4 separate regions of the Homo sapiens genome follow, and all the other regions are linked to region 1. Evidence: read pairs that join two places in POLR2A ChIA-PET (ENCODE). Cell type or tissue: PC-9. All regions are shown on one strand.

Evidence for each region. Peaks named below come from ENCODE experiments on the same cell type or tissue, not always from the same donor. Only the 100,000 strongest peaks of a DNase experiment are listed, where the experiment ranks them.
Region 2: POLR2A ChIA-PET joins it to region 1 with 6 read pairs; 1 of 35 experiments calls an interaction of 5 or more read pairs at or near these places.
Region 3: POLR2A ChIA-PET joins it to region 1 with 7 read pairs; 8 of 35 experiments call an interaction of 5 or more read pairs at or near these places.
Region 4: POLR2A ChIA-PET joins it to region 1 with 7 read pairs; 9 of 35 experiments call an interaction of 5 or more read pairs at or near these places.

What each region holds. Positions count from the first base shown.
Region 1 is chr7:105,846,500-105,854,499 of GRCh38, reverse strand. All of the region lies in intron 2 of ATXN7L1 (ataxin 7 like 1), which reads left to right. Among named protein-coding and RNA genes, the nearest start is that of ATXN7L1, 26 kb to the left of the region's middle. RefSeq lists an enhancer at 1-601. In PC-9, no CTCF peak of the experiment used is centred here; a DNase peak (open chromatin) is centred at 4,869; H3K27ac peaks cover 1,462 bases.
Region 2 is chr7:105,436,588-105,444,587 of GRCh38, reverse strand. No RefSeq gene overlaps it. Among named protein-coding and RNA genes, the nearest start is that of SRPK2, 52 kb to the right of the region's middle. In PC-9, no CTCF peak of the experiment used is centred here; DNase peaks (open chromatin) are centred at 4,957 and 5,337; H3K4me3 peaks cover 531 bases; H3K27ac peaks cover 1,907 bases.
Region 3 is chr7:105,790,613-105,798,612 of GRCh38, reverse strand. The region is part of intron 2 of ATXN7L1 (ataxin 7 like 1); the gene reads left to right. Among named protein-coding and RNA genes, the nearest start is that of ATXN7L1, 82 kb to the left of the region's middle. RefSeq lists enhancers at 1,373-1,873, 2,943-4,142, 5,692-6,248, 6,249-6,807. In PC-9, no CTCF peak of the experiment used is centred here; DNase peaks (open chromatin) are centred at 3,732 and 7,422; H3K27ac peaks cover 660 bases.
Region 4 is chr7:105,749,885-105,757,884 of GRCh38, reverse strand. The region is part of intron 3 of ATXN7L1 (ataxin 7 like 1); the gene reads left to right. Among named protein-coding and RNA genes, the nearest start is that of ATXN7L1, 120 kb to the left of the region's middle. In PC-9, no CTCF peak of the experiment used is centred here; no DNase peak of the experiment used is centred here.

The DNA.
Region 1 (8,000 bases):
TTTCAAATGCTTTTTTTTTTTTTTTTTTCAGAGCTAATTTTCAAACCCAATACAGCATGCTTTTCTTACCAAATTTTGTGAGCATCTGTCTCGAGCCGTTCAGCCCCTGACAGACGCTCAGCAGCCTCCAGAACTCCCACAGATGTTGTGTGTCCCAAGAAAGGCCCACTTCCTGTTTCTGGCCACTAGCGGGAGGAGAGGTGGTCCCACCAGTTGCATTTTGCAGGGGTTTTCCTTGCCGCCATTTCCTGCCGGTTGCCTTTGAATGGATTACAGATGGTCAGAAAAAGACTTCTTGGCACAGTGAGAGGACCAGTCTCCAGTGCTTTGTGGGAAAGGATTTATAGCAGGATGGCAGTTTACGCCTACCAAGAATGGGCCTGGCTGCCGCGGCCTTATAGGGAAAACTGCCTGCCTGCAGAGATGGGCTCTGGGGGTGGAGGGAACGGCCAGGATGAAGGGGATGTTTAAATCGATGTGGCACCTTTCAGCCAGTCGGTGCTTAGACCGCCGCGTGTCCACAGATGTTAGGCCCCTGTGGAGGTGTCGGGCCCCGGGAAATGAGGTGCTGCTCCTGGTGCATCAAGCGCTTGTGGGAAGTATTATGAATCCTCATCTTTTCAGAGAGAGGTACAGCCAGGTGCTGTTGTTCCCTACCGCCCGCCCTTTTTGTTAAAGCCACAATATAGAGCACATTTAATTTGTTTTTGTTTTGTTTTGTTTTGTTTTGTTTTTTGAGACAGAGTCTCGCTCTGTTGCCCAGGCTGGAGTGCAGTGGTGCAATCTCTGCTCGCTGCAACCTCCGCCTCCCAGGTTCAAGGAATTCTCCTGCCTCAGCCTCCCGAGTAACTGGGATTACAGGCGCCCACCACCACGCCCAGCTCATTTTTGTGGGGCTTTTTTTGTTTTTTTTGTTTGTTTGTTGTTTTTTGTTTGTTTGTTTTTTGAGACCGAGTCTTGCTCTGTCACCCAGGCTGGAGTGTAATGGTGCGATCTCTGCTCACTGCAACCTCCGCCTCCCGGGTTCAAGTGATTCTCCTGCCTCAGCCTCCGAAGTAGCTGGGATTATAGGCACCTGCCACCACGCCCAGCCTAATGGTTGTATTTTTAGTAGAGATGGGGTTTCACCATGTTGGCCAGGCTGGTCTCAAGCTCCTGACCTCAGTCAGGTGATCTACACGCCTCGGCCTCCCAGAGTGCTGGGATTACAGGCGTGAGTCACTGCATGTAGCCTACATTTAATTTTTAAACTTTTAAAAATATATGTAACTTAAAATTTTAATACTTTAACCAGTTTAGAGTGTATAATTCAGCGTTACTAAGGACATTCACAGTGTTGTGCAACCATTGCCACTATGCATTTCCAGAACTTTTCTATCATCCCAAACAGAAACTCTAAACCCATTAAACAATAATTCCCCATTCCTGCCTCCCCTCAGCCTTGGTACCTGTTCTACGTTCTCTATTCTACTTTCTGTTCCTATGAAGTCACCTATTCTAATCATCTATTCCCCTCATATAAGGGGATTCATGCAGTGTGTGTCCTTTTGCGACTCGTTTCTTTCACTGAGCGTAATGTTTCCAAGGTTAATCGATGTTGTAGCATGTACCAGAATTTCCTTCCTTTCAAAGGTTAAATAATATCTCATCGTATGTATATTTGACATTTTATTTATCCAATCATTTGGGCATTGTGAATAATGCTGCTGTGAATGCGGGTATACCTGTTTCCATCTGTGAGTGGGTCAAATGTATACCTGTTTCTATCTGTGAGCGGGTCAAACAGAGACCTGGAGAGAACTGATGTGACTGGGATGATGCTTCAGTCCTTCCGAGATAAGCCAGCCGAGGTGCACCTCTCCATCAGAGCTGACAGGAATGTGTGTGCGGAAGGGCCCTGTGCAGGATTGCTGGCCGAGGGGTCAGATCAAGCTGGCACTCTGCTTGCCAAACTGTGCGCCCCCTGTGCTGCATCTGACCAGAGAGGGTGCCTTTTTCTAGCTTGCACAAAGGTCCTTGCTTCATGGTCTGGAAGAGTCCTGCCAGAGCTGAAAATCTGAGAGGCCAGGATCACACAAGGCCACTAGTGCTTTTGCTTTCCAGGGAGGAGGCAGCAGATTGCTGGGCAGAGGTTGTATAGGGAGGGTTAGGAAGGCTGAACTAACTGGGTCAAGATTCCTGGGATTGGGTCTCCCTCTGTCAGAAAACAGGGCAACCTTGTGCAATTACAGAGCAAGTCCTGGTGATCTCCATCTGTGAGATGAGGGGAGGACTGTAAGGTCCCTGCCAGTAGTATAGGGCTGCCTGTCAATAAAGAACTGGCAAAATTCATGGGGGACTAGAGAGAGGCAGGGGCAAGCCTCTGGGAACAGGGTATGGACGACATAGAACAGGAAGGTGATGGAACTTCACAGAGGGAGGATGGTACAGAGAACTTAGAAATCTGAGAGCCAGGGAAGCGCCTCATAGAAAGTGTGATAAAGTAAACAGCTACATTCTTTCTGACCAAAGATGGTGGTGGAAGGAGGAGGAGAGAGAAGTAGTGGCATTGATCCTTCATAAAATTATTCAGCACTTACTGTGTACAGACACAGAATAGAGGGTGCAAGAGGGAAACAGAATCGTGATTCTTCACTTGTGCCCTGTGAAGCTCTCCTGTTGCATGAAGAATTGCAGAGGTGTGAGGGCGTGTTTTGTGTGTGCACATTTCTCCTGGGGATGGTTCTGTGGTTTTTCCTTTTCCTTTCCTGTGGACTTCTTCGCCCTTTCAACAACAACAACAACAACAAAATGTTTAAAGAAATTTACAGCTTGTGGGGGAGACACACCTGTGCCCAGAAATAACAAGGGGGTGAGCCACATGGGAGGGGGATGGAAACACGTGAGGAATAAGCTTGCTGCTTTAAAAGTTGCATTTTGGTGTTAGGGTTTGTGATACATGCAAATCTCCTGAGGAAGAGTCCTCCCTGTTTGGGGTAAAGGGCTGGGGACAGCCACTTGCAAATCTAGCCCTATTGACATGATTGGTGTTTGGATTTTTACTGGGAGATAGACTGACAGAGATACAGAGAAAGACTGGTAATATGTATGCTAGCTGGAGAAGCCACCTTTCAGTCCCATCTCTGCGTATAGTTGATCGTCGAGGAACTCGATGGTGCAGGGGGAAAGGCGTAGCTTTGCAGTCAGACCTTAGCTAACTTCTTGGCCCTGCTGCTTGCTTGCTGTGTGACTTTAGGCTAGCTACCTTGCCTCTCTGTTCCTCTGCTTGCTCATTTGGACAACAGGACCAGACCTAGGAAGATTAGGGATAAGTCACCAGCTGCCATCCTATAGATGGTCAGAAAAATGGTAGCTGGTATTATTGCCTGGAGGAGAGGGCAGGTCTGAGAAATCCAGTGGTTTCCCTGGGTTAGTTTCAGGGTTGTAAATCATTGTGGGATACACATAAAAAACGAGCCAGAATTTGAGAGCAAGGGGAGGGAGGTGTTGTGGGAAGTTGAGTTTGGAAGTGTCTAGGTGAAGAGGTAAGTTATAAGGAAGCGGGGCAGCAGGAAGGAATAAGAACTGAAGTGACATATCCTGGGGGCAGAGATGGCTTTCTGCCCCTTTTGATATTGACTTTCATTATCTCTGAGATCTGTCTGTATCTTGTCCTCCAGCTCAGCCTACACACCAGGGCCCCCACTGAGGGCATTTGCAGAGTCTGGGGAGATGGGAAACCGGGAGCTCCTGAGAGGGACTCTCTTGCAGGCAAGTGAGGATCACTTTCCAAACAGGCAGGCCATATGGAGCATGGGTACCCCTTCTGTGCAGAAGGAGACACCACAGTGTCTTGCAGCAGAAGCCCATGCTCGCTCTGTGCTCGTTCTTCAGGAGGCACAGGGATCAGTGCTAGGCCTCTTAAGTCAGAGAGATCTGGGTTCAGCACAGAGGAAAGTCCTATAACCTCTCACAGCCTTATTTTTCCCATCTGCTTAATGGGATATCACAGGTAGCTCATAGGGTTGTTGGCAAAGTTGAAGGAAGTGAACACACAGCATTTAGCTCAATGCATGGCCCATGGGAAATGCGCAGTGAACATTTCCTTTGGTTGCCATTGAGTAGCCCCTGGAACAGAGGACTAGGGGGTGTCCTTCAGGATGAGCTTCCTCATGGTCCTCTCCTGTGGGAACAGTGTGCTGGTGAAGGCTGTATTCCCGATGCCATGGGGCATGACAGGCATGAGGAAATGACATCTGGAAATGGTCCTTAAACCAGGGCCCTAGGCAGGGAGCCAGGAGTGTGCAAACGTGGTGGCACATCTTTCAGAATGTCAGTTCAACTCTAATTCTACAGGAAAGTATTTTTTTATCATTATATTTCATCAACTCTAAGATGCCATTTATCAGAAAATACATTGTTATTTTATGTAACACTGAGAAAAAGCACTGCCAATTAAACTACAGCCACTGTGGATTCTAAGACATCCTGATTTTAAAGATGTTACAATGGAAGTGGGGGTGAGTGCAGCTTAGAATTAATAAAATACAGTAGGGCAAAAATAGAGTATCAAGGAAAATTTGCATTAATTTTTAAGATAAAGCATGAAATTTGAAGAGTCACAGAAAGCTCTTGTGGTAGCCTCAGAAGGTGCAGGTATGTGTGAACTTGCCAGCCCATCAGGGCAACTCTGTTTAAAGAGCTGAGAGCAGCTGGGGCTTAATCTGCCTCTAAGTTCAGATGGGAAGCAGGAGGGAAGGAAGTGGCCCAGACTTCAGAGCACCCATTGTCATTCAGGGGCCTGAACATCCTCAGGGAGCCCCAGTGACCTCAGGGCCCCTGGTGAATCATTTGTGTTCACTTCACTTAGAAGGAAAATCAACATACAGCACTTTCAGGAGGAGAAGAGGTGTCATGAAACCAAGCAAACAATGGCTACACCTCCAAGAGGGTGGGAAACCACAGGACGGCACCACCCTGTAAGAGAGGCAGCTTCCTGTGACTTGTTGTCTTTCAGTACAGCCTGCATGACCCATGAGCAGCACATCTTCTAGCGGGGGCCCAGCCCTGGTGTTTTGGTGTTTGGGTGGAGATTCAGGGAGAAAACCAGGCTTGACCCTCTTGCCCTTAAGAATTCCTGCGCATCTCAGGTCTGTCAGAAGGGATCTGGTTACACTAACTTCTTGCCAGAGCCCTCCCCACCTGCATATCACTACGTAGGGACGGACTCTGGGCAGTTGTGGTGTTGTCAAGGAGTGACGCCCTGGTGTGGTGACCAGCCTTCTGCCACCTCCTTGGCAGGGAAGTGAAATCACACCTCCAAGCCCTGTTGAGATTGTCCATCTCCTCTCAGGCCAGTGGTGATGGCCTGTCCCCTCTGATGGACTAATAATAGGGTGGTGATAATGGTGCAATAATGGTCAAATTCAGTGGAGCAGTTTTATTTTCAGACTGCTGTGTCGTGGGGTTAGGAGTGGAGGATAAGCCTTAGGTCATGGGACTTGCAGGTGGAGGAATGGAGGTGAGGAGACCAAGTGATCCACTGGGGTGATAGCTAGTGGCAGACCTGAGTCTAGAGCCATGCAGTGCAGGGAGAGGGCCCAGAGAGGAGCAGAAAGCAGTGACCCAGCCCTGAGAACACACTCTGGGCTGGCAGGCTGAGGGAACTGGAGGCTAGAAGAATAGTCACTGGGCCGAGGAGCAGCATGCTCTAGGCTGGGTGCACGGAGCTGCAATCATGGAGGGCCTGGACCTCCATGAGTAGATTTATTTAATGATGCTTTTTCTTCATGCAAAAGTGATATGTGATCACTGTAGAAGATGCACATCAACAAAAGAAGAAAAAAGCTAGCCTATACCCCTGTCATCTGGAATTAACCAGTGCTGACCTTTTGTTTGTTTCCTGTAACTTACAAAAATGGGATAATTTTGTATTATGTTGATTATGGTGAGTACCTTTCCTAGTTATTAAGTATTCCATTGTAAATGTATTTCATAATTTATTTAACTAATTCCCTGTCATTGGATATATTGGTTGTTTTCAGGTTCTCATTATTAAAAATAATATTGCAATCAAATGAATATCCTTGTAGCTAAATTTTTGCACACATTCATGATTATTTCTAAAGCATAAATTCTTAGAAGTGGAATGCTGAGTCTAAGAGTGTGCTGTTTTTGAGGCTTTTGATACTCATTGCTAAATTGCCCTCTAGAAATATTGTTCCAATTAATACTCCCATCAGGAGTGTATGAGAGTGGCTGTTTTCCCAACTCTGGCCAATATCTCACCAAAGATTGTCAGATATTTGATGATTTAATAAGTTCAAATGTTATCTTATTTTAGTTTTCATTCTTATGATTACTAATAAGGTTGAACATTTCGTTAGCTTTGTGTATGTTCTTATATGAGTTGCTTTTTCATGGTTTTTGCTTAATTTTCCATTGGCCTATTAATCTTTTTTCCCATTGTTTTCTAAGAGCCCTCTATAGATTAAGGCTAACTTACCCATGTCTGTCATATTTGGATCACATGAGTTTTAGGAAATCTTAATGCTCAAACATTTTCTATCCAATCTTGCCTATAGGACCAAAGTAGCTAGGAAAATAGAAATTTCCAGATAATTCTCAAACCACATGGCAGGTGTTACTGAATGCTGGCAGGGGCCATTTCGTATGAATAGTTATGCTGACAAGACAGTACTAATAATAAAAACTACCATTTACTGAACAACTATTATATGCCAGGCACTTTTCATATATATTAGCCTTTCAGTCTTATCACCCTGCAAAGAGCCGAGTAAACTGGGGCAGAGAAAAATTAAGAAGCTCTTTTAAGATCACACAGCTAATAAGTGGCAGAGCCAGGATTTGAACCTGGATCTGTTCATCTCTACCACCCATGTACTTTCTACTGTCCTGAGCTCTTGTTCTTGGGGTAAACAATAGTTTTACAGTTTAGGTCTTCCTTAGCACCATCCACATCTGGACCTGTTGGTTGGCTCTAGAAGAGTCAACCCTGCCCTGATTTTACCTGCCCTTGCTGCTGTACATTATTTCTCAGCTGGACCTGTTCTCTAGGCTTCCAGCCTGCATGCTTTCTCCTTGTTGCTAGAGGTCCTGTCTGACTGTTTTGCTACTGATAAAGAAGCCCAAAAGATACCAGGATATGATTTCTCTCTCAAATTTCAGGATCAAAAGTTAAAACTAGATCCATCCAGTCCTTAATCTAGTGGCCAACTCCCAATGTTCTCACCCATCAAGCCAAGAAGTGAGTTGGAGTGCACATGGTAACTGGTCTTCAGAGGTGCCTTTTCAGGGAACACGCCTCCCATGTAGTCTCTTCTCTGTGACGCTTGGCTCACCCTGTGACACACTTTATGTATGTGTTTTAATAATTGCCATTAAGATATAATTCATATGCCACAAAATTCACTCCTTTAAAGTTGTTTTTGGTATTAATATATTCACAAGTGGTACAACCAACACCACTATCTCATTCCAGAACATATCTGTTAGTCCCGAAAGAAACCTTGTACCCATTAGCAGTTGCTGACCATTCCCTCCTCCCCTCAGTCCCTGGCAACTACGAATCAACTTTCTGTCTCTATGGATTGCCCAGTTCTGAACATTTCGTATAAATGGAATTATATAATATGTGGCCTTTTATGTGTGGCTTCTTTCACTTAGCATAATGTTTCAGGGTTCATTCATGTGGTAGCAGGTATCAATACCTCATTCCTTTTTGTAGCTGAACAGTATTCCACTGTAGGATATGCTACATTCTGTCTATTCATTTACCAGTTGATGGACATTTGGATTATTTTTACCTTCTGGCTATTTTGAATTGTGCTGCTGTGAGCATGTGTATAAGTTTTTGTGGACATATGTTTTCTCTTGGGTATATACCTAGGAGTGAAATTGCTGAATCATATGGTAACTCCATGCTTAATTTTTTGAAGAACTGTGAAACTGTTTTCTAAAGCAGCCGCACCATTTTAAATTCCCACCAACAATGTATGAGG
Region 2 (8,000 bases), 410 kb after region 1:
TTGTTGCTATAGGTGTTGGAGGCTATAGGTGTTGCTATAGGTGTTGCTATAGGTGTTGCTATAGGTGTTGCTATAGGTGTTGCTATAGGTGTTGCTATAGCTGTTAATTTATTCTAGTGTCCTAGTTTTTGTCTCCCATGTTGTCTTTGTGTTTCTCTAAAAACTCCTTAAATGGAATCGTTACCTTGCAACTCCTTCAGCTGTAATCCATTGTTATTATACGGCAATCACAGCTCCTTCAGCTGTCATTCATCGTTATTATACTGGAGCCATGTTGATGTGGTGGTAAGGTACACAAGGGAAATACAAATCATTCTATAATTCTATTATTAAAGCTCAGGCATGGCCGGGTGCGGTGGCTCACGCCTGTAATTCCAGCACTTTGGGAGGCTGAAGCGGGCAGATCACGAGGTCAAGAGATCGAGACCATCCTGGCCAACATGGTGAAACCCCGTCTCTACTAAAAATACAAAAATTAGCCGGACATGGTGGCAGGCGCCTATAGTCCCAGCTACTAGCGGGGCTGAGGCAGGAGAATCGCTTGAACCCGGGAGGCAGAGGTTGCAGTGAGCCAAGATCACGCCACTGCACTCCAGCCTGGCAACAGAGTGAGACTCTGTCTCAAAAATAATAATGATAATAATAATCATAATAATTAAAAAAATAAATAAAGCTCAGGCTTGTATCTCTGGACTGTGACTTTTTTCATCCTTAGGTGAGACAGAAAGGCTAGTGGGGCTGAATTTGGGTAACTTCCCCAGGTCAGATAAGGCTCTGATAACGTTTTTGCCCTGCTGACTAGGCCTTTGTTATAGAGAATACTGTGACATATTTTCGAATGGTTAATTTTCCTCTTACACTACCAGAAACAAGTGTTCCTTCCTGATTCTTTATAGTAAGAATCTGGTTGGGTTCCTAGAAGTAAAACCCACTAAGACTCCAACCCCCAGGAGTTTCTCACTCTTTTTTTTTTTTTTTTTTTTTGAGATGGAGTCTCACTCTGTTGCCCAGGCTGGAGTACAGTGGCATGATCTCGACTCAGTGCAACCTCTGCCTCCTAGTTTCAAGCGATTCTCCTGCCTCAGCCTCCAGAGTAGCTGGGATTACAGGCGCCCACCACCACGCCTGGCTAATTTTTAAAAATTTTTTTAGTAGAGATGGGGTTTCACCATGTTGGCCAGGCTGGTCTCGAACTCCTGACCTCAAGTGATCTGCCACCTCAGCCTCCGAAAGTGCTGGGATTACAGGCGTGAGCCACCGCAGGAGTTTCTCACTCTTATGCTGGTCCACACCCAGCCTTTAGCCATTCATCAGTTACCATGTAAGTATTCCTGCCAGTGTATGACTGCTCCAGGTAAACTGACCTCATCTGTGATTCTCCTTATTCTCCTGTCTCTCTGGATTTTGAGGTGATGCTTTGCCCTGCAACCTCAACTCTCTCATGGGTCCAAGAAAAATTATTAAAGTCATTGATTTTCAGTTTTTCAGCTTTCTTACTGAAAGGACGTGAGTGACAAATTCTAAGCTCTTTGCATGTCAGAAATGAAACTGGAATGTATTTTTTTCAAATATATATGTAATTATATATAATTAGTCTCTTCTAATTGGAATAAATGTCATAATGCTAATGCTTTTCGGTCACCATTATAGTAATCCTAAACCTAAAATACCTTGTCAAGAGTTTGATGTGATTTCTAATTTTTTCTCTATGTTTATGTGTTTCTGTATCTATATATATTAATATATATACATACACATATATAGATATGTGTATATATATCTATAGAGCTATGTGTGCACATATATACATATCTGTATGTGTGTGTGTATAAATCCACGTATACATTTTTTACATGGGTGTGATGTGTGTATAATGCTATGCTGTAACTTCTTTTTCCATTTAATATTCTCTATACTGTCTTTTCCTTTAAAAGCTAAATTTAGGGTGGGTGCAGTGGCTCATGCCCATAATCCCAGCACTTTGGGAGGCCAAGGCAGGTGGATCACTGGGGCCAGAAGTTTGAGACCAACCTGGCCAACATTGTGAAACCCCGTCTGTACTAGAAATTCAAAAAAAAATTAGCCAGGTGCAGTGGTGCGTGCCTGTAATCCCAGCTACTCATGAGGCTGAGGCAGGAGACTCACTTGAACCCAGGAAATGGAGGTTGCGGTGAGCCGAGATTGCGCCACTGCACTCCAGCCTGCGCTACAGAGCAAGACTTCCTCCAAAAAAAGATTTAAAAAAAAAAAAAAAGTAAGAAAATTAGCACGGTATGGTGCGCACCTGTTATCCCAGCTACTCAGGAGGCTGAGGCAGAAGAATTGGTGGAAGTTGCAGTGAGCCGAGATCACACCACTGCACTCCAGCCTGGGTGACAAAGCGAGACTCCGTCTCGAAAAAAATAAAAATAAAAATAAAAATAAAATAAAATAAAATAAAGGCTGGGCATGGTGGCTCACACCTATAACTCCAGCACTTTGGCTTTGGGAGGCTGAGACGGCCAGATTGCCTGAGTTCAGGAGATCGTGACCAGCCTGGGCAACACGGTGAAAGCCCTGTCTCTACCAAAATACAAAAAAATTAGCTGAGTGTGGTGGTGGGCGCCTGTAGTCCCAGCTAGTCGGGAGGCTGAGGCAGGAGAATTGCTTGAACCCTGAGAGGTGAAGGTTGCAGTGAGCCGAGATTGCACCACTGCACTCCAGCCTGGGTGACAGAGAGAGACTCCGTCTCCAAAAAAAATTAATTAATTAAATAAAATCTAGATTTATTTCAAATGAAGTTTACATTCAAGTGACAAAACTATTTTTCCTCAGTAATCTTGAAATTTCATCTATTCGTAATTACTAATTTTCTTCAATAAATATTGATGTCTCTTTGAATCTATAAATAAAATTTTGTATGGCCGGGCGTGGTGGCTCATGCCTGTAATCCCAGCACTTTGGAAGGCCGAGGCAGGAGGATCACTTGAAGTCAGGAGTTTGAGACCAGCCTGGCCAACATGGTGAAACTCCGTCTTCACTAAAAATACAAAAATTAGCTGGGCACGGTGGCACACGCCTGTAATCCCAGCTACTTGGGAGGCTGAGGCAGGAGAATCACTGGAACCTGGGAGGCGGAGGCTGCAGTGAGCCATGGTTGCCACCACTGCACTCCAGCCTGGGTGACAGAGCGAGACTCTGTCTCAAAAGAAAAAAAAAAATCTGTGATTCTAGGACAGGCATGGTGGTGTACACCTGTGATCTTAGCACTTTGAGAGGCCGAGGTGGGAGGATCACGTAAGGCCAGGAGTTCAAGACCTGCCTGGGCAACATGGCAAGACCCTGTCTCTAATAAATAAACAAATAAATACAAAAAAACATAAATAAGCCAGTCAGCCAGGCATGGTGGCACATGCCTGTAGTCTCACCTACTCAGGAGGCTGAGTCTGGAGGATCACTTGAGCCCAGGAGTGTAAGGCTGCAGTAAGCTATGATTGTGCCACTGCATTCCAGCCTTGGCAACAGAGTGAGACCCTGTCCTTGAAAAAAAGAGAAAATTTGTGATTCTATTTAAAACACAGGCAAATAAATCTTTAACTCATTTCCCATTAATTGCCTGAGCAAGTATTCAATTAACTTATGTCATTATTTTTCTAATTCCTCTATAAAATATTAACATATAATAAAAAAAATCTTTTGAAGGTTCAAGAGATGTTTTTGTTTTTGTTTTTGTTTTTGAGACAGAGTCTCTCTCAGTCTCCCAGGTTGGAGTGCAGTGGCATGATCTTGGCTCACTGCAACCTCCGCCTCCCGTATTTAAGTGATTCTCATGCCTCAGCCTCTCGAGTAGCTGGGAGTACAGGCCCCCACCACCATGCTAAAAATTAGCCATGCCCAGCTAATTTTTGTATTTTTAGCAGTGACAGGGTTTCAACATGTTGGCCAGACTGGTCTCGAACTCCTGATCTCTGGTGATCTGCCGCCTCAGGCTCCTAAAGTGCTGGGATTACAGGTGTGAGCCACTGCACCTAGCCAACAGATGTTTTAAAATACATTTTCTGGGGGCCGGGCGCGGTGGCTCATGCCTGTAATCCCAGCACTTTGGGAGACCAAGGCTGGCGGATCACCTGAGGTCAGGAGTTCGAGACCAGCCTGACCAACATGGAGAAACCCTGTCTCTGCTAAAAATGCAAAATTAGCCAGGCGTGGTGGTGCATGCCTGTAAACCCAGCTACTTGGGAGGCTGAGGCAGGAGAATCACTGGAACCCGGGAGGCGGAGGTTGCAGTGAACCGAGATCGCACCATTGCACTCTAGCCTGGGCAACAAGAGCGAAACTCCGTCTCAAAAAAAAAAAATTCATTTTTTTGGTAGCTACACTTTCAGACATATTTCTGATTCAAGATGGCAGACTAGGCCACGCGCGGTGGCTCACACCTGCAATCTCAGCACTTTGGGAGGCCAAGGCAGGTAGATCACCAGAGGTCAGGACTTCAAGACCAGCCTGGCCAGCATGGCGAAACCCTGTCTCTACTAAAAATGCAAAAATTAGCTGGGCGCAGTGGTGTGTTCCTGTAACCCCAGCTATATTGGAGGCTGAGGCAGGAGAATTGCTTGAACCCAGGAGGCAGAGGTTGCAGTGAGCTGAGATCACGCCACTGCACTCCAGCCTGGAGACAGAGCGAGACTCCATCTCAAAAAGAAAAAGTTGGCAGACTAAACACACGCCTCCATCTTCTTTCCTTCCCAAGGTCTCAATGAATTATGGAATTATAGGAAAGAGCCAGCAGGTGGAATCCTATCCATGGAGAAAAAGAAGAGGAAGTTGCACTTAGCCCAACACATGGTATGTAATAAAGGAAATCCTGGCAACTGGCAAACCCACGGTCAACAAAAAGAGCAGGGCTGTGCCAGGAAGCCATCTTTAGGGTAATTCATTAAGGAAGCATGCTTGGAATTACAGGGACTATCAGCTCCCTCCTATTCTCCTCTTCCACCATGATTCATTCAATGAATATTTGTTGAGCACATTGCAAAGCACTAGGCACTGTTTTGAGTGTTTTGCCCTCAGGATAAAGCGCATGAACAGTTTTCTAAAGCAAGTGGACAGGCAGCCCAAGGAGGGCACCCAGTGAAGTGCTTCATCCCCAGGTGAAGGAGAGCAGAGCTTGCGCTGCCTTTAGAACTCCATAGAAGACGTGGGTGGGGAGCAGGACAGGCAGCTCTGCCTAGGAAAGAAACACACGAAACCTGTTCCATTGGAAATACAACCCTCCTGAATTTAGCAATCGTGGGGTTCCCCAGACTGCTCACCCACACATCTTTTATTTAGTGAAGTATGCCCTGCCACTTACATGGAAGCTACCAGCTCTCCCCTCAGGGAGAGGCCTGCCGGAAAACAGATCACTGATACAGAAACACACACGCCCACCTCAGCCCAGACTAACCAATGGAGGGCTTTGTTCCTACCTATGAGTGAATGTCAGAGCTCGCTAAACAGGAGGAAAGGCCACAGAAGCATGGAGGAAAAGGACCGGGTAGGCCTGGTGGCTCACTTTGGGAGGCTGAGGCAGGTGGAGCTCTTGAGCCCAGGAGTTCAAGACCAGCCTGGCCAACAGGGTGAAACCTTGTCTCTACTAAAAATACAAAAAAAAAAAAAAAAAAAATTAGGCAAGTATGGTGGCGCATGTCTGTGGTCCCAGCTACTCGGGTGGCTGAGGTGGGAGAATCATCTGAGCCTCGGAAGTCCAGGCTGCTGTGAGCTGTGTTCACACCACTGCACTTCAGCCTGAGCAACAGAAGTGAGACCTGTCTCAAAAAAAAAAACAACCACAAAACAAAACAAAAACAATAATAAAGGACCAAGATGAACTAACTGAATAACAGACCCCCATCAGAAATAGCAATACCTCTGAAAGCAAGAGAATTTCAAATTGTCCTAATCAGTGTATACGGTATACTATGGCAGAATGCAAATGCGCTATGCCATGTATTAGTGTTAAGATACATGGCATAGTGCAAAAAGTCTTCAGTGAAAGGACATTAATCAGATAACTGAATGAGTGATTGCCAAAATACTGTAAAGGATTGGGAAAATGATCAAGGGGATTAGCTGTGAACCAAGTAATTGGGAGGACACAGTAGAGGAAGTCTCTCAGAACATAAATCATAAAGACAGCAGATGGAAGATATCTTAAGGTAAAGAAGGAGAGAACAGAGACAAGAGAGTGGGAAAATAAATAACAAAAGAAAATTTCCCCTAACTCAGGCAAAAATAACCCACCAAGTATCAAACAGGGCTAATTAAAAACATCTACATATTCTAGTGAGATTTCAGAAATCCAAAAGTCTTCAGTAGTGGGAGTTGAAAAACCATGTCACTTGCAAAGTATCCAAATTCAGACTGCTTTCAGATTTCTCATCACCAAGTGCTGGAAGGAATTGGAAAAACATCTTCAAAGATGGAGGAGAAAAGCGTTAGACCTAAAATGCTATACTTAACTAAGGCATCCATCAAATGTGAAGATAAAATAAAGATATTTTCAGACATAAAGATATTCAAAAAAGCCTAATCCTTCATGAGAAATTTTTTGAGGGGATTTTCCGAAAAAAAAAAAAAAATCTAAACAAATCCCAGAAAGGAAGATGACATGGGAGTAGCAACTAGAAATTGAAGTATAGGGCCGGGCACAGTGGTTCACATCTGTAATCCCAACATTTTGGGAGGCTGAGGCGGGAGTATCGCTTGAGCCCAGGAGTTTGAGACCAACCTGGACAACATAGGCACAGTGGCACATGTCTGTAGTCCCAGTTACTTTGGAGGCTGAGGTGGGAGGATCCTTGAGCCCAGGAGGTCAAGGCTGCAGTGGGCCGAGATCATGCCACTGCAATCCTCCAGCCTGAGTAACAGAGCCAGACCCTTGTGTTAGTCTGTTCTTACGCTGCTATAAAGAACTGCCCAAGACTGGGTAATTGATAGAGGAAAGAAGTTTAATTGACTCACAGTTCCACATGGCTGGGGAGGCCCAGGAAACTTACAGTCATGGCAGAAGGGGAAGCAAACACGTCTTTCTTCACATGATGGCAGGAAGGAGAAGTGCCAAGCAAAAGAGGGAAAAGCCCCTTATAAAACCATCAGATCAGCCGGGCATGGTGGCTCACACCTATGGTCCCGCCACTTTGGGAGGCCGAGGTGAGTGGATCATGTGAGGTCAGGAGTTTGAGACCAGACTGACCAACATGGTGAAACCTCATCTCTACTAAAAATACAAAAAAAATTAGCCGGACATGGTGGCGTATGCCTGTAATCCCAGCTACTTGGGAGGCTGAGGCAGGAGAATTGCTTGAACCCAGGAGGCAGAGGTTGCAGTGAGCTGAGATCACGCCACTGCACTCCAGCCTGGGCAACAGAGCTAGATCTGTCTCAAAAAAAAAAAAAAAAATCAGCTCTTGTGAAAACTCACTCGCTGTCATGAGAACTGCAGCATGGGGGTAACCACAACCATTATTCAATTACCTCCTACCGGTTCCCTCCCACGACACGTGAGGATTATAGGAACTACAATTTAAAATTAGATTTGGGTGGGGACACAGCCAAACCCTATCAACCTTGTCTCAGGGAAAAAAAAAAAGAAAAGGCTGGGTTCGGTCGCTCACACCTGTAATCCCAGCACTTTGGGAGGCTGAGATGGGCAGATCACCTGAGGTCAGGAGTTTGAGACCAGCCTGGCCAATGCCATCTCTACTAAAAATACAAAAACTAGCCAGGCGTGGTGGCACGCACCTGTAATCCCAGCTACTCGGGAGGATGAGGCAGGAGAATCACTTCAACCCAGGAGGCAGAGGTTGCAGTGGGCCGAGATCACGCACTGCGCTCCAGCCTGGGTGACAGAGTGAAATTCTGTCTCAAAAAAAAAAAAGAAAAGAGTAATTAAAGTACAGTAAAATATGATTAATGATGGAAATAAAAAATATGTTAGATATTGGTATTAGGAAGGTTCTCCTTTGATTGGCCAACTATTC
Region 3 (8,000 bases), 56 kb after region 1:
GATATGCATGAGCCTAAGGCAGGCATAGGCCAAGGGGAGCCCTTTGCACAGTTATTCTCTTGGCTACCAAGGTCATCACTGTCTAGCCAATCAGTGAGATCTCTGCCAGGTTGGGCTCAGATTGCCAACATGTGCCCTCAGTTAGCCCCCTGCATGCTGGCCCAGTGTCAGACAGTGCAGAGCTGAGACAGGAAGGGGAGGGAGAAGTCTAGATCTTCCAGGCCCAGGATCACACACAGTCTGGATGTCAATGGCAGCCCAAAGTCAGGAAGTAGAAAATGGGACCAGAGAGAGCATCCAAAAAACACCCAAGCCCATCCCAAACACTGGCTCTGAAGGGGGCCTTGTTGAGTGCAGAGTAGCTGTGTTTGCCATGGGGTGGGGGGAAGGAACAGCTTTCATGCACTTGGCATGGTGGGCACAGGAATAGACCACTTCTCCACTGACGGCTCACCTGGATCATGCCTTAGATTCCCTTAGTGCTTATCTTCCAAGGAGCTCAAAGAGTGAATAAATAGAGACAATTATTGACCTCGTAATCTTAGATAGCAGCATGGATATTAGGGCAATTTATTATCATTTACTACTTCCCCTTTCGAGAGAAGAGAAAATGAATGAGTATGGAAAATAAATCAACTTCTTGGGAACCTCAGCCTAGTTAACATATTACCATTGATTAAGCAGCTACCACATGCCAGACTGTTTGACTATGGAGATAGGAAGGGCGATAAGTCACAATTCCTGTCTTCCGGAAGATTGCCGTCTGGTGAGAGTCAGAGACATAAACCAGCCACTCCACAACAGCCTTAGGAAAGCTGCCGGGCTTTGCCGAGTGAGGGCGCACCAGGAGGGGAGAGGGAGGCTTCCCTGAGGAGAGGCCAGGTGAGTGGGAGAGATGAGAAGAAGGCCACAGATAATAACATGTTCTATTTTTTATATCCCTTCTGTGTGCCAGCCTCTTCACAAATAAGTCATCTAATTCCATGTGTGGAAACACAAGCTTAGAGAAGATTATAAGCCAAATGCCAAATTTGAACTTGGGCTTCCAAACTCCAGGGCTCAGCAAGCAGGCACTGCATTTTTAAGGCCCATCTCTAATAGTTTTTGTTCTCAACTCTGGGCGAGACCTGAGGCCTAAGGAAGCATCCTGGGGACCCAGTGCAGCCCCTTCGCCTCCATACATCTTGAATGCTGGTCTTTAAAGGTCCTTCTCCTGAGGAAGTGGGGCTGAGACTGTCTTGTGTGGTCATGTTTTGTTGGGTGGTTGGGGTTGGGGTCCGGGGGCGGACATCCTGTTCATGCAGCCTAATGAGGAGCTTCCACCTGCCCCTTGTGTTTCTCAGCACTGACCTGCTACCAGGCCCGGCTCTGGGCTGTAGCCAGGGAGGGGATGCCTTCCAGCCTAGCCGTGGCAGGAAGAGGCCAGGAGTCATTTTAGCCATTGGTTTGCAAAAGAAGAAAAGCTTTGCTGCTGCCGCCTGCACGCACCCGCACGCTCACTCCCCTTGATGCTGGAGTGATGCTGGAGAGCTCACCGCTGCTGCTTGCTTTTCTAGTTCTCTTCCTTCATTTTCCCTTTGCAGATTTCACTGATTTTGAATCTCTCACAATGGAGCCCTTGGTTTCCAGAGATCTGAGAAACAGAAAGTGATCACATTTTCCTAGAGGGGAGCTCAACATTCTGCTGGGGAAGTAGGAGATGTCGAGTCTGAGGTCATTTTCAGACACCAACTTGTTTTGTTCTATGAATTTAAGGAGATTTTAGAATTGGGGAACAAATAAAATCATTCTGTCAGAGCAAAGGAGAAACATCTTTGTATATTGCCTTAAGCTTTCCATGCACCGTTAAGTGATTAAAATGCAACTGAAAACTCTGATAGCAAAAAGAAAAATTAATAAATACAGTATAATAAGTGCATAAAGATTATTAGGGGAAAGGAAGACTCTTAGGACCAGCCATTCTATGTCCAGATTTGAATCTGCTTGGAGTGAATCACATATCCTTGAACTACAGTTGCTGTTCTTCTCAGGAATTTGGCCTGTCTGAGTTCATGTAAGCAGAAGCCCACAGATCAAAACCACTGTCAGCCACCAGCACAGCTTTTTGATAGTTTTCCAAGGAAGATCAATAGCACCTGGTCCTCTGGCCATTGTCACAGGTTTGTCACATCCGTAGGTCCTACCGAGATCTGTGGGTCCAGTTACCTCCCAGTGAGCAGAGACTTAATTAATTAATTTATTTATTTATTTTTGAGACAGAGTCTTGCTGTGTTGCCAGGCTGGATTACAGTGGCGCGATCTCTGTTCACTGCAAGCTCCGCCTCACGGTTCAAGCTATTCTCCTGCCTCAGCCTCCCAAGTAGCTGGGACTACAGGTGCGCACGACCACGCCCACCTAATGGTTGTATTTTTAGTAGGGATGGGATTTCACTGTGTTAGCCAAGATGGTCTCAATTTCTTGACCTCATGATCTGCCCGCCTCGGCCTCCCAAAGTGCTGGGATTACAGGCGTGAGCCACCACGCCCAGCTAAGACTTACTTTTTAGGTAGAGCTCACATCTACCTTCCTGGAAAGAGCTTGGAATGTTTAAATTAACATAAATACAGCCCCAATTTTTTTCATTACAGTACCTTTTAGAGTAAGTTAAAATGAAAAGCATAATGTTTAAATTATATAAAATTATGTTAATAGCTATAGCATTATAGCGTATGCCATCTTGACATTTTTGTAATTCCTATAGCGACTGAGGTAGTTTCACAACCCTGAAATCTAAGGCCATTTTCAGGAGCTGTGTTATTTTTTCCAAGAAACTAGAATTTAAGGTTGTCTGTTTTGCTGTCTTCTTTTTTCCGACCGTGGGATTCTCTATGGTGAGCGTAGATATCACTGATTGCCAATAGGCTGTCCGACTGCCTTCAAAGTAGTGTCTGCTTCTTGCAGCTTCTCTGTACATCTGGTGCTTCACCTGGAATTCCTGCTTGCAAAAGGGAGGAATCAAGCCTTATTTAGTCTCTCTTAAGGTTTTCATCATTTGAGCTCTCACCAGTTGTTGCTTCATAATGTCAAAGTCTCGAGCCTTGGAAGGTATCCAGGGGCAAATTCAAAGGCACGCAGCATCTAGCTTGATCCTGAATCCACAAAACCAGCTGTCTTCCCATCTTAGAAACAAGTCCTGTGTAAATAGAGAATTGGAGATGTCACCCTGCCTTTTCCTTAACTGTAACCATTTTCAAAAGTGAATATTGGATATAAACTAAAGTTTATAAACACATGACTTTGCTTGTCAAAAGTGTTCTCTCTAGAAGGCTGTTTATCTGGAATAAAACGCTGCTCCCATGCTGCCAGTTTCTTTTTCAGTGTTGACTTCAGAAGCACTTTACCAACTACACTGGGAAGTCAGTTAGTACTTTACTTTTGTAGGAACCATTCTGTTGTCCCAAACTTTGTGTCTCCTTACGTCACAACTGAGTTCTGTTCCATCCCTCCCTCCTCTGCCACCTGGGGGTGTGAGAAGCAGATTTCAGCGGGAGGAAGGCTGTGAGAGTGGACAGAGGCCTGGGAGAACCTCAGTGCTATTGGGAAGCAGGCTGAGTGCCAGACCAAGCTGATAACGTGAATGTGATGGACTCTGCCATGAATGGGAATTGTACCAGAAGTTCAGTAAGGGAAGTGGAGGGCTGCTTGCTCGAAACAGAGGCACTGAGAAGAGTGTGATAAATTTATAAGCAGACCTGATTTAATGCTACAAGCCTGATCTGTGAGTAATCTCCTGAATAATCTTTAATGAGTAAGCATTAAGTCAATAGACATTGGAAAGAACTCCAGTAACCTAATTCCCCATCCCCCACCCCACCCATGACAATTTATAGCCTCATTTGACACAGGAGGTGATCAACTTGTTTACCTGGCTCTGTTGGGCATAAGTTCTTAGGTCAATAATTGATGCGGTAACCATAATTTTAAATTAATATAATGATTTCCATTTCAGTTCAGTTCATAAAACCTGTCTGCGTCCCAGTATGGTACATGATGAATATAATTTTCCATTTTATAGCTGGAGAAATCGAGCCAGGAAGCAGTGATGCTAGAAGGGGACACTAGTCAGCGAAGTGCTGGTGTAAATGTTTTAACAACCAGCTCTCTGCGGGAAGAAGTCCTGGTTTGTAGTGGATGCCGATTTCCATCGTGTAAATACTCCCACCTTGGCTGATTCAAGCTACCAACATGGCATCACTGAATGCAGAGTTGGGAAGAATTGCACATTTTCAGCTCTTGTGAGCTGGTACTAGCTGGCTGCAGCATAATGGCATTAATGATTCAGTTTCTGGCTTCAGGCTCTTGGATGACCACTGAGGACCAGCTCAGACCACTTTAAATCCCAACTTAACTCTCAGATTCTGCTCAGCCTCTCACTACAGTGCCTTGAAGCGTGTTTTTCAAACTTTGAGTTGTAACCCATTGAACAGTCCTGAACTTAATTTAGGGAGCTGAATGAGCATTTTTTAAATGAAATAGAATAGAGTAAAATAAGAAGAAATGAATAGAACAACAGAAAATATCAGCGTGTACACCACATGTTTCAATGATGGATGATGGATGGATGGATGGGTGGATGGATAGGTGGATGGATGGGTGGGGTGGGTGGGTGGATGGAAAGATGGATAGATGGATGGATGACTACATGTCTATAGCGGGTTGGGGTCAAAAACTAAAAATATTGACCCAGAAGCCAATGTACCTCTGTTTTCTCATCTGAAAGATGGAGTTAATGGAGTTGCCTCCTCCCTGCCTGTGATCAGGCCAGGGGGTGACCAGATCACTCTGTGATAATGCTGTGGTGGTGCTAGCACTCTATCTAATCCACAGTTTATCCATTTGTGGTGACAAAACAGGGCAAAGCAGACAGGTCTGGCTTTGTCTCTTTGGGAGATGGTTGTACATTGTGTTTGGACAAAGTTCCGTCTTCATTGGGCACATGTTTTCTTGGCATTCAGCCACAGCCTAGAGATGCCTCCCAGTGGCTCTCAGCCTTCCTCTGTCCACATGTGTACACATGTGCACATACACACACATGAAGTTCTGCAGTCAGAGGGATCAGCCTTCCTAAGTCTGCTGTGAAATGTCATGGGGGAGAGTCCTTAGGAGCAAGGACTCTGTGTTGGAGGGAACTAGTGAACTTTTAAAAATAAGAGAGGTAATGATGAAAGCTTTCTCCACACTCTCTCCTGAGTCCCTCCTGGAAAAAGGTACAAGGCCAAGCAGTGTGTAGGAGTCATCACAGCAACCCCATGAAGCAGAGACTGTTAGCCATTTTCAGAGATGAGGACACTCACCCTAGGAAAGGCTCAGCAATGAGCCCTCTGCTCCCAACCTCACCTTCTGACCCCAGGCCAGTGCCCAGGCCAACAGCCCCTTCAGAGCCTCAGGACAGCCTGTTAGTCATCCAGGAAGCCCTTCCAAACTGGTTTTCTTATCTGTGAAATGGGATGTTGTTCTACGTAAGAAGCATTTTGCTGAGAAAAGAGAAATGGCTTTAGAGTCAGAGTATCCGGGAATCTCATGCTACTTTTTACAAATCACTGCTGTGAGATTGCAAGCAAATTACTTTACTATAGTTGCCTTGCCTGGAAAGTGGAGATGTTGACAATTTTGCAGGTTCATTATGAAGATTAACTAAGATAACGTTATCACATCACAAATCTGGAGAGATATATATTAATATGTCAACAGTGGTTATCACTAGGTGGTGGCATTACAGGTGGTTTCACTCTTCACTTTTTTGCCCGTTTTTATTCAGTGGTGTACCAGTAAATATTTAACAAAAGAAAAACAAAAAGCCTGATTTGTAGTGTTTGCCCATTTCCTTGGTGTAAATACTTCCACCATGGCTGATTTCAAGCTACTGCCATGACGACACTAAACATGAAATTGGAAAACGACATGTATGATTGGCTCTCACAAGCTGGTATCAGCCCACTTCAGCTCACCACTGTTTTTAACTGTGCACCGAACGTTTTGCTTGGGGGTAAATTAGAGAGAGAGGGAAGGAAAGAGAATTAATTAGCAGAGTGCCTAGCATTATGCCTGTCATTAGTTCTCCTCTCTCCCTGCCCTCCCTCCCTGCTTTGTCCCCCAGCCCGCATTGCTCTAATGGAACAGCACAGTGCCTGTGAACACCCAGCCGTGTGAAGTGGTGGTCTTCCTGGGAGCCAGCTGCCTGTCTTTGCTCGCCATCGGCAGGGCCCTCAGGACCTGGGCAGCCTGTAGAGGAGATCCTAAGGTTGACTCACTGAGGAATAATCAAGCAGATTCCCAGGTCCTCTCACTTTCCACAGGAGACATGCTCAGATCAGACACGTACAAGGTTGACACTTCCCTCTAGGGAAACTAGGAAAAGTCTCAACGGGAAAGGCCTGGAGGGGAACACACCTCCAGGTGGCCACAGTCTCTAAGGAGCCGAACCTTTACCTTCCGCTCACTGACATAACAGATGTGTGTGACTGTGGGGGTGGGGGAGACGGGATGGGCTCTGCAGGTCTCTGGAGGAATACAGAAGAATGGGGCGTCAGTGGCAGCCTGACAGGCCTCGACAGGTCACCCAGCATGTAAGACAAAGGTGCAGGGACAAATTCCCCACACCCTCCAATGTCTGGTCTCAGCCTCCCAGCACTCGGCAGTTTCTGGCACAAGAGTAGATGTTCAAGAAATTTTTGTTAATGCTTGGTTTGGTTTGTTGCTGTTGTTGTTTTAATTTTTAATATCACCTTATATTCCTTCATAGCTTGACCTGTTGCAGAAAGGATGTCAGGCAGCCATATAAATGCTTATTGAATAAATAAATAAGTTGTAGCCCTCATCAGCTCCTGGTTTTACCTGTTCCTGGATATAAAATGTGACTTTAAGTCGAAATGAGATGCGAAGTGTTAATAAAGTTTTCTGGTAATGGTATTTTTCTTTAATTTCTTCTAGGTTTTCTGTATTTTTTCAAATGTATCTTCGGAGAACTTGGATCCCTTTTGTTTTATTTTTAAAAAATGAATATATGTTACAAAAATAACCTGTAAATTAAAAGCAAATCGAGAGCTGTGTCAACAGTTAAGGCCCAAGAAGGGTCATCTCCGCGGCTCTAAGGCTCTGAACTGAGGGTCCTGCCTGCCCACAGGGTGTTGGCTGGGCCCAGGTTCGGGCTCTTGTCTCAGCCTCTCTTCCCACAGGCCTCCCGCCTGCCTACCAGGCCCTGACTAATAACGCTCCCCTCCAGCAACTCCCAGAAGACAGTGTGTGCCAGTCTTAGAAGTGGCAGTAGGGAGAGATGAGGGGGATGACTGGCCACACCCTTTAAAATACAGTTGGGCCTGTGTCCTGGTCACCCTCCATGAGGCAAGCAGCCACCTCGGGCACCTGAAACCTGGGGAGGCCCCTACAGTGTGAGTCACCTGCCTCCAGGCAGGCCTGGTCCACTCTTTCAATCATAGGCTTCCTTCAGGGCAAGTGGGGGCCTCACCCCTTGCCTATGATAAACCTGTCAGTTCCATTTCCCTTGAAGCAGCAGGGCTGCTCTGGGAATGCAGCACAGAGCCTGGGGGCCTCCCTTAGGTGTCTGTTGGGTTTGAACCTTCCCCTCTTCTGGCCTAGGATCGTGGTCAGGGGAACCATCGTGTTTGAGGGGTTTCATTAAAGACACAGGTTGAACCTAGCAGATGAAGGCTTGTGGGGGTTCTCAACCAGAGGAGGTTTAATTCCTGTATCACCCCTGCCAGTGTTCATGGCTGCCCTCTCAAAGCCAGTCAGCTAAAAGGAGGCAGTGCGGAGGTGCCTGCCAGAGCCCTGTCTCCACCCGATGGTGCACAAGATGTGACCATGGGTTTCCTATAACTGACCTTTTTTTGTCAGATAGATAGATAGATAGATAGATAGATAGATAGATAGATAGATAGTAGATAGATAGTAGATAGATGATAGATAGATAGATAGATAGATAGATAGATAGATAGATAGA
Region 4 (8,000 bases), 97 kb after region 1:
GGCATGGTAGCTCACACCTGTAATCCCAGTACTTTTGGAGGCTGAGGCAGGAGGATTGTTTGATCCCAAGAGTTTGAGACCAGCCTGGGCAATATAATGAGACCCTATTGCTACAAAAAAAAAAAAATGTCAAAATTAGCCAGGCGGGGTTTTGCATGCCTGTAGCCCAAGCTACTTAGGGGGCTGAGGTGGGAGGATCGCTCCTTGGGCCCCGGAGATGGAGGCTGTAGTGAGCTGTGACCGTGCCACTGCACTCCAGTCTGGGTGACAGAGTGAGACCTGTCTCAAAAAAAAAAAAAAAAAAAATACAGAAAGGTAGACTAGGATGGTAACTGAAAAAAAAAAAAAAAAGCTTTTGAATGTCTGCCTTTTTGGTGAAAAAGAATTCAAATTAATTTGGCTTTGAGAATTTTAAATGCACACATCATAATAATTGCATATACCCCAGAGCATTGTAAAATCAGAGTTGGAAATCTCTTACCATCTATACTATAAAAGCAAGAACCTAATCTTGCAAGCAGAGTTTTAAAACTCCTGAGCCCAAGGAAGATATCAGTCTGCCTGTGAAATTTGCCTCCATCCTTCTTGTGATTATCTTTTCCCTCCCTATCCCTTTTTGTCCTTACCTTCTCTCTAGTGAATGTGAGCAGAGAGGAGGCCTCACAAACCTGATTTTTTTTTTCAAAAATACAATCCCTAGGAAAACCAAGGAAAGAAATAAGAATAGAGAGCGAGCATGTGCTCATTTAGGCCCTCGCCTAATTTCTTTTATTCCCCTCTATGTCTTTTTGGCCCCTTTCGTGACTGTACAACTAATGCTGTGATGGTTTTGAAGGTAGTATTTGTAGTCTGTTGGGTGTGAAGGGAGCCTTTTATCATATCCATCTTTTGGGAGCTTTTTTCCCCCTCTGCAAATCGAAACAGGTATTTAATTCAGGCATATTTAATTTTAAGTGTTAAAAAAAACTCCCATCTACTAGTATAACACTATTCATTTATTTTGTCCATCATGTAGGTGCCGTAGCTCTGGAGCATATAATTTAGGGTTCTGGACTTACTGCAGGTACCTGGAGGTCATCACCGTTAAGTGAATGAGTTCTTTATTAGCCAATATTTGATCAAGCCTTGAAAATACTAATAATTATGTTCATGGGCCTGCCTGCTGAGATTAGAAAACGAAAAAAAATCTTAAAGCTTTCATTTCTTGCATAAGTGAATAGCCAGATTTAATCTTCCTTTCATCTGTGATTTATATTTATTACATTTGGTGAGCTTGGTTAGTGGTTTAGATTCCTTAGGTTTTTGCTACATCCAGGTTCCTATTATGCAGTCATCTTTGATAAAAACTAATGCATGCAACCCTGGACCCTAGAGTACAACATGATGCCAAATCCCTTTCCAAATGTGTTTCCTACTAAAGCAAACTATATTGAAAGGCATTAAAGAGAAGCATTCCCTGGTCGCTTCCAATTGGAAATATATATATTTCTTTTTCATAAATCACATTCACATTTTTCTCTCTGTCTCATTACCTCTATTGTGAGCACTCCCTTTGCCCACATGCTCATGAGAAAGTGATTATGGTGGGTTGTGCCCTCCTTAAGAACATGGCTGGCAAACAGAGTTTTTTTAAATGGGTGATTATTTGCATGAAAATGAGTGCATTTGGACATATTGGCATGCATCAAGGGCAAAATCCAGACAGTGAGAAACTGCAGATTGGACAGCAAGAGTCTTCAACAGAAAAATTGTAAGGAAAAGAATGAGGGGGAAATTGGTCACTTAAAATAAGTTTAAAAGGCATGCAAAAAATGGGAGGACTGAAATGCAGCCTCTGACGATACACGCGTGGGTGATGACATCATAAACACACACAAGGACACAAAGACTGTGGAGCCAGGAGTCTGCTTACTTTTGGAGGGAGGTGGGTGGCTACAAGCAGACCAGACACATGGAGTGGGGTGCTTGGCAAAGTTCTGTGTCTCCACCTGCATGACGGTTACCTGGATGTTGCCCTTCCCATCCCTCCCAACGCAGAGCATCTCTTTCGTGTGGTGTTCAGTGCCCATGCTTTATTTTACAATACAAAGCTTTTCTTTTAATGAGTCTACTCAGGGTTCACGTAACCAACAGTCTTTCGGGAATTTCACTTTAGGGATTAGGATCTAATAATAAAATGTGTCTCACTTTTCTCACTAAGAGGGAAATTGAAATTCCAGCTGGAAATTCACCAGTAGGATTGTCTGACAGCTTGGTCAGAAATTAGAGAAAAATTTAAAAAGAGGACCAGTGGATGGGGCTTTTCTAGGCTCTGGCTACAGAAGACTCCCCTGGTCTTTATTTTTTTCCACGTTCATTTATACAGTGAATAATGTAGTTATCACTTATAGTAATGGAATAAGCCCTTGCAAACTCACCTCCTCTAAACAAAAACAAGGACCCTGATGGCAGCCATATTGCTCCCTGCCTTTCCCCTCCTTACCTTGAGTAATGTTTAAAGAGCACAGAGATTTGCTTAAGGGAACCCATCCCTGCTGCCAGCACCCATTTCCTCTATACCTGTTGCCCCTGAAAGTGCCATTCTGAAATGACTACCCTAGTGGTGTGATTTAGGATGTCCTCTAACATCCCTCCAGCTGGGGTATCATTTCTTTAAGGTTTTTTTCCCTGTTAAATTCAGTGCTTCTAGAGAAGGAAACACCTTAATATGAATGAGTTAGGTGAGAGTTCCAAAAGAGGGTAAAACCATAAAGAGTATGACTCTGGAAACCGGCGATGAGGGCACAGGAAGGAAGACCCAAAAAAGAGGTTGCTGGGAGTTTTGCCTTTTCTTTTTTCCTTGTTGGACCTGGCCTAAACTTGTTGATATTTTTCAGCTTATATCTGGAATCCCACTAAAACACAACATTTATGTCTGTCCCCAGGGCTGGATGGTACCCACAGGACTTAGTGCATAGGCTTGAGTCCAAACTCAAGTCATGTTTGGGAAGAAACAGGCCAGATTCCACCCCATGAGGGCAGGGACCTTACCTGGTTTTGCTTACCATTCAATTCTCAATTCTTGGCACAGTGCTTGGCACATAGTAGGTGCTCAGTGAACATCTGATTTAAAAAATGAACCAATAGACTGAGTATGGTGGCTCATGCCAGTAATCCCAGAACTTTGGGAGGCCACGGGGAGAGGATTGCTTGAAGCCAGGAATTCAAGACCAGCCTGGCCAACATAGTGAGATCCTGTCTCTACAAAAAAATTTAAAATATGCTGGGTGCAGTGGCTTATGCCTATAGTCCAGCTACTCAGCAGGCTGAGGTGGGAGGGTCCCTTGAGCCCAGGAATTTGAGACTGCGATGAGCTATGGAAGGCAGCTACGCTCACCACTGTACTACTAATGCTGCACGATGTAGACCACGGTGAGCTATGATCGCACCACTTTACTTCAGCCTGGGCAGCAGAGTGAGACTCTGTCTCTTAAAAAAAAAAAAGAAAGAAAGAAAAGAAAAGAAAAGAACAAATAAACAAGGGACCAGACTAACAAACAGCTTGAAGCAAAAGAGATAGTGCAGAGATCTTCCAAGATGGGCAGTGAGAAAGTGTCTGTGGTCTCTCCAGGGGCTGCCAGGGATGTCCTTCCCCTCTCCTCCACTCCTGAGTGTTTTCCCGTCTGAAGCCCAGGGTCGACCACCTGTGCTCTGTGCCTGCCTATCCTCAACAGGAAAATCAACCAGTATAGAGTTCTTGAGACGTCAGAGCTCTTACCGCAGTCTATCCCTCTTGCACAGCACGTTTTGGGTCATAGAAGTATTTTCCCACAGATTGTCTAATTTGTGCTATACAATACTCCCATGCAGTGGGTAATTCCCACCTTACAGAGAGGAAACTGAGACCGAGAAGGATTAAAATGGCTTTTGGGGGGGCAGAGCTGTAACTAGATCTCAGAACTTTGGATCCTTACAACCCACATCCTTTCTACTGCACTGTCCCAGGCACTAATGCAGACAGAAAGCCTCATCAGGATTCAGACCTGCCCTCAAGAAGCTGAAAATATGATTCTGAAAGAGAAAACTCCCATAAATAGTGAACATACCAATAAACATAGAGCAGCACTGCCTGATCCTTTCCCAGTTTTACTCCTCAAGGATGCTCTGAAAGATGAGTTAGCTGTTGCTTTTTCTTAGAAGGGTTCTTTCTATGTAAACTTATTTCCAGAGTGTAGAATGGGTGGTTCAGCCTGTCTTCAGCTGTCTGCTGTAATGGAGAGGAGAGGGAGAGCATAAATAATAAAAACCCAAAGTTAATCCCAAAGATCCCATTTTAGTCACTTGTGTCAATCTCACACTCCAGCAGACCTCTTTAGAAACAACCACATCATAGATAGGAAAAAGAAAGCAAAATATCTAAATAAAAATCCATCTATAAACTAGATAATCTTCACCTTATACCAGTGTCATCTATAACAGAGTTAAAACTACTAACACAGAATGTCCGTGCTTTTGGACTTTCTTCCTCCCAGACTGTATCACGTGTATTCTCTCATTTGATGTCTCAATTATCCTGTGCAGGAGGTAGGGCTGATGTTGAGGTTTAGAAAATTTAAGTGACTTGTGCAAACCCCAGTGGCCACTTAGTTGCAGAGCTGCAACTTGCACCAGAGCTCTTTCCAGCCCCCAACTCTTTTCCCACTTCTACAACCGCCCCTATCTCCTCCAGTGGCTTCTCCTTCAGCCGTCCTTGAGAAAGACTCAGCAGCAGCAGCTCAGCCACCTGTGAGTCTGCAGCACTGGCTCTCACCAGCTCTGTGGCTCACATCACAGTGGTTAAGTGTTCACTGACCACTTGGCTGTGTTACAATCATTTAATTAGTCTGTGTCACAGAGGAAAAGATGCTTTATTTAGAAGCCTAATAGTGAAAACTTCTGAGTCTTCAATTCACTATGGTCTTCAATTCACTATGAGCTTGGTGGCATTTGGATGATCTTGGGGTCTTCCAGCTGTGCTCTTAATCCACTTTGTACCGGGAGGGTAAACAAGGGAGGGCTTTGTTCAGGGTGCGGCCACTGTGTTGAGGACTACAGGAAGGTTGTAGCTGGGTTAGCTGAGACAAGACAGACAGGAGGAAGGCAGGATAATGAGAAAAGCCACATTTTAGGACCTTAGGAAAAATAACCAGACCTTTTTATGCTCTTCTTGCGATGAAAAAAGTGTAGAATTTATCTTCTTGGGACCTGGGTTGGGGCAGTCTCAAAGTTCACATCCACGTGACAGTTGACAGCCAGTGCTTCTCAGCCTCAACTACATGTTTGAGCCACCTGGGAAGCTAACACTCTGCATAGTTCCAGTGGTAGCCAAGCATGGGAATGATAGTCAGAGGGTGGTGTGGTGGCTGTCACACATCCTAGACTAGGGTGAACTACATTTCCTAGAATTCCCTGTCCTGTGAGTTTCTAATTGGGATGGAGCCTAAGAGAAATTCTTGGGAGATTCCAAGGATGGAAAGGCAGCAGCACTTTGCAACACATACGTTGTCACTCATTTGCCAGCCGGGCCTGCAACTGTTCCACCTTCTGGATCCTCCTTCAGCTTCTCTGACTCCTGGGCCAGGTGTGTGCATTTAGCTCCATGCTGAAGAGCTGCAGCTTCTGCAGGACATTTGTACCATCGAGGTCAAAGGCAACAAGAAGTGACATGAGTTTCAGTCCATCTTCATGAGGTTCCAGTTAAGGCCTGTGAATTCGCAATTGTTCTTCCCGACTGCCTGTCCTGTGAACCTCACATACTCACATCAGATGCAAAAACAACCACCTTGTAGAAGCTGCTTAACCAGCTCTTACTATTGCAAAAGGTCAATACCTGAAATAAATTCATGTAAATGCTGATAGATATGTCTGTACTGTATTAATCCTTGTGTTCTGCTTCTTCCCTTGAGAGCTGATATGGGTGGTTTTCAAGATTATGGTTGTTTGAAGGATTGCTATCTACCGAAGGAGGCCCAGTATAAGAAAGAGATTCCAGTGATTTTGATCCATGGAAAGGCAGAGCTGACGGCTCCCTGTCTCTACCCCCACATCCCCAGGGGGACACCTGAGGGGCACCCTTTGAAAATCCTTGGTAGATGAGTAGTCTTCAAGTCTAGTGGTAAATGGGAGGCCCCTGAGGAGAATCTGAAAAATGCAAATTCCTGGGTTTACCTCAGATCCAGAAATCCAGCTATCAAATGACCAATCTGAAGGTGAGACTTTTTTTTTTTCTTTGAGACAGGATCTCACTCTGTTGCCCAGGCTGGTGTGCAATGGCAAGATCACAGCTTACTGCAGCTTCGACTTCCTGGGCTTATTCAATCCTCCCACCTCAGTCTCCCAAGGAGCTGGAACTACAGGCATGCACCACCATGCCCAGCTAATTTTTTTTGTATTTTTAGTAGAGACGGGGGTTTCCCCATGTTGCCCAGGCTGGTCTCGAACTCCAGAACACAAGTGATTCACCCGTCAGGCATGAGCCACTACACCCCAGCCTTTCTGGGGTGCTGGGAATGTCATTTCTGATCCAGATGCTGGTTACGTGGGGATTTTGTTTGTGAATAGGCATCCAGCAGCACATGTGTGATTTGTGCCTTTTCCTATATGCATAACTCCATTGAGAGTTTTATAACACTCCCACCTCCCTCCCACCTTCCCATCCATCCCTTCCCATGGAGTATGGAGTAATCCCATACTCCAGTGACTGGCCAAAGCTGAAAGCCACTAGACTGCATGATTCCTTAGACACCCTTCCTGGCAAAGTAAAACACAGAGAAGGGAAATAGAAAAATGTTCAGCAATTGGGGAGTAGTTAAGTCAAGATACATTCATCATTCTAATGATATAATCCTATGCCATTATTACAGCATTGAAGGAAAAAACAACAGTGAGGCAGCCAGTCAACTTGAAGCAACGAAAGTGGGTTGCAGGAGCTATGAGAGAAGCCAGTTTGAAAATCACATTGGAACCAGATCGTGGAAGGCTTTGAATGCAAACTGAGGAAAAGGAAAAGCCGCTTGCCAAAGGAGTGATTGATAAAAGTAACTTTTTTTGTTGTTGTTTTTTTCGAGACAGAGTCTTACTCTGTCGCCCAGGCTGGGGTCCAATGGCGCAATCTTGGCTCACTGCAACCTCCACGTCCCGGGTTCAAGTGATTCTCCTGCCTCAGCCTCCCAAGTAGCTGGGATTACAGGCGCCTGCCACCATGGCCAGCTAATTTTTGTATTTTTTAGTAGAGACGGGGTTTCACCATGTTGGTCAGGCTGGTCTCGAACGCCTGACCTCAGGCGATGCACCCGCCTCTGCCTCCCAAAGTGCTGGGATTGGTGGCTCACACCTGTAATCCCAACACTTTGAGAGGCCAAGGAGGGAGTTCAAAACCAGCCTAGGCAACATAGCAGACCTTGTCTCTACAAAACAATCAAAAATTAGCCAGGTGTGGTGACACGTGCCTGTAGTCCTAGCTACTCAAGAAACTGAGGCAGGAGGATCACTTGAGCCGGGAGGTCAAGGCTGCAGTGAGCTGAGATCTCATCACTGCACTCAGCCCGGGCAATAGAGTGAGATCCTGTCTCAAAAAAAAAAAAGAGCAATTATAAATCTAAAATTATATTATCCATCATATTTAACTGCTCACAAAGTATGTTGTTTGAAACACAAACTTAACAATGAGCAGGCCCCGGGGCTGCAAACAGGGACTTACCCTTCCTTGGAAGTCAAGACAGACTTTTCAGTCTCAGCTTCTTTCTAAAGTGCCTGCAGTCTACACATGGTTCAAAGTGCACTTAAATGAGTGGGAAGAAAAAAGTCAATCCCAAGTTCTCCCATTTTGAAGACCTCATAGGTTCCTGTGGGGTACAGCTGTTAAAGGCAAATTAAGATTTTAGGTGTATCGTGCAGGTGCATAGTGCAGGAAGAACCTTCACAGACTAGTCCATTTTTAGGCAGTAAGTGCCCAGAATACAGCCAACAGTGATCCTCAACGG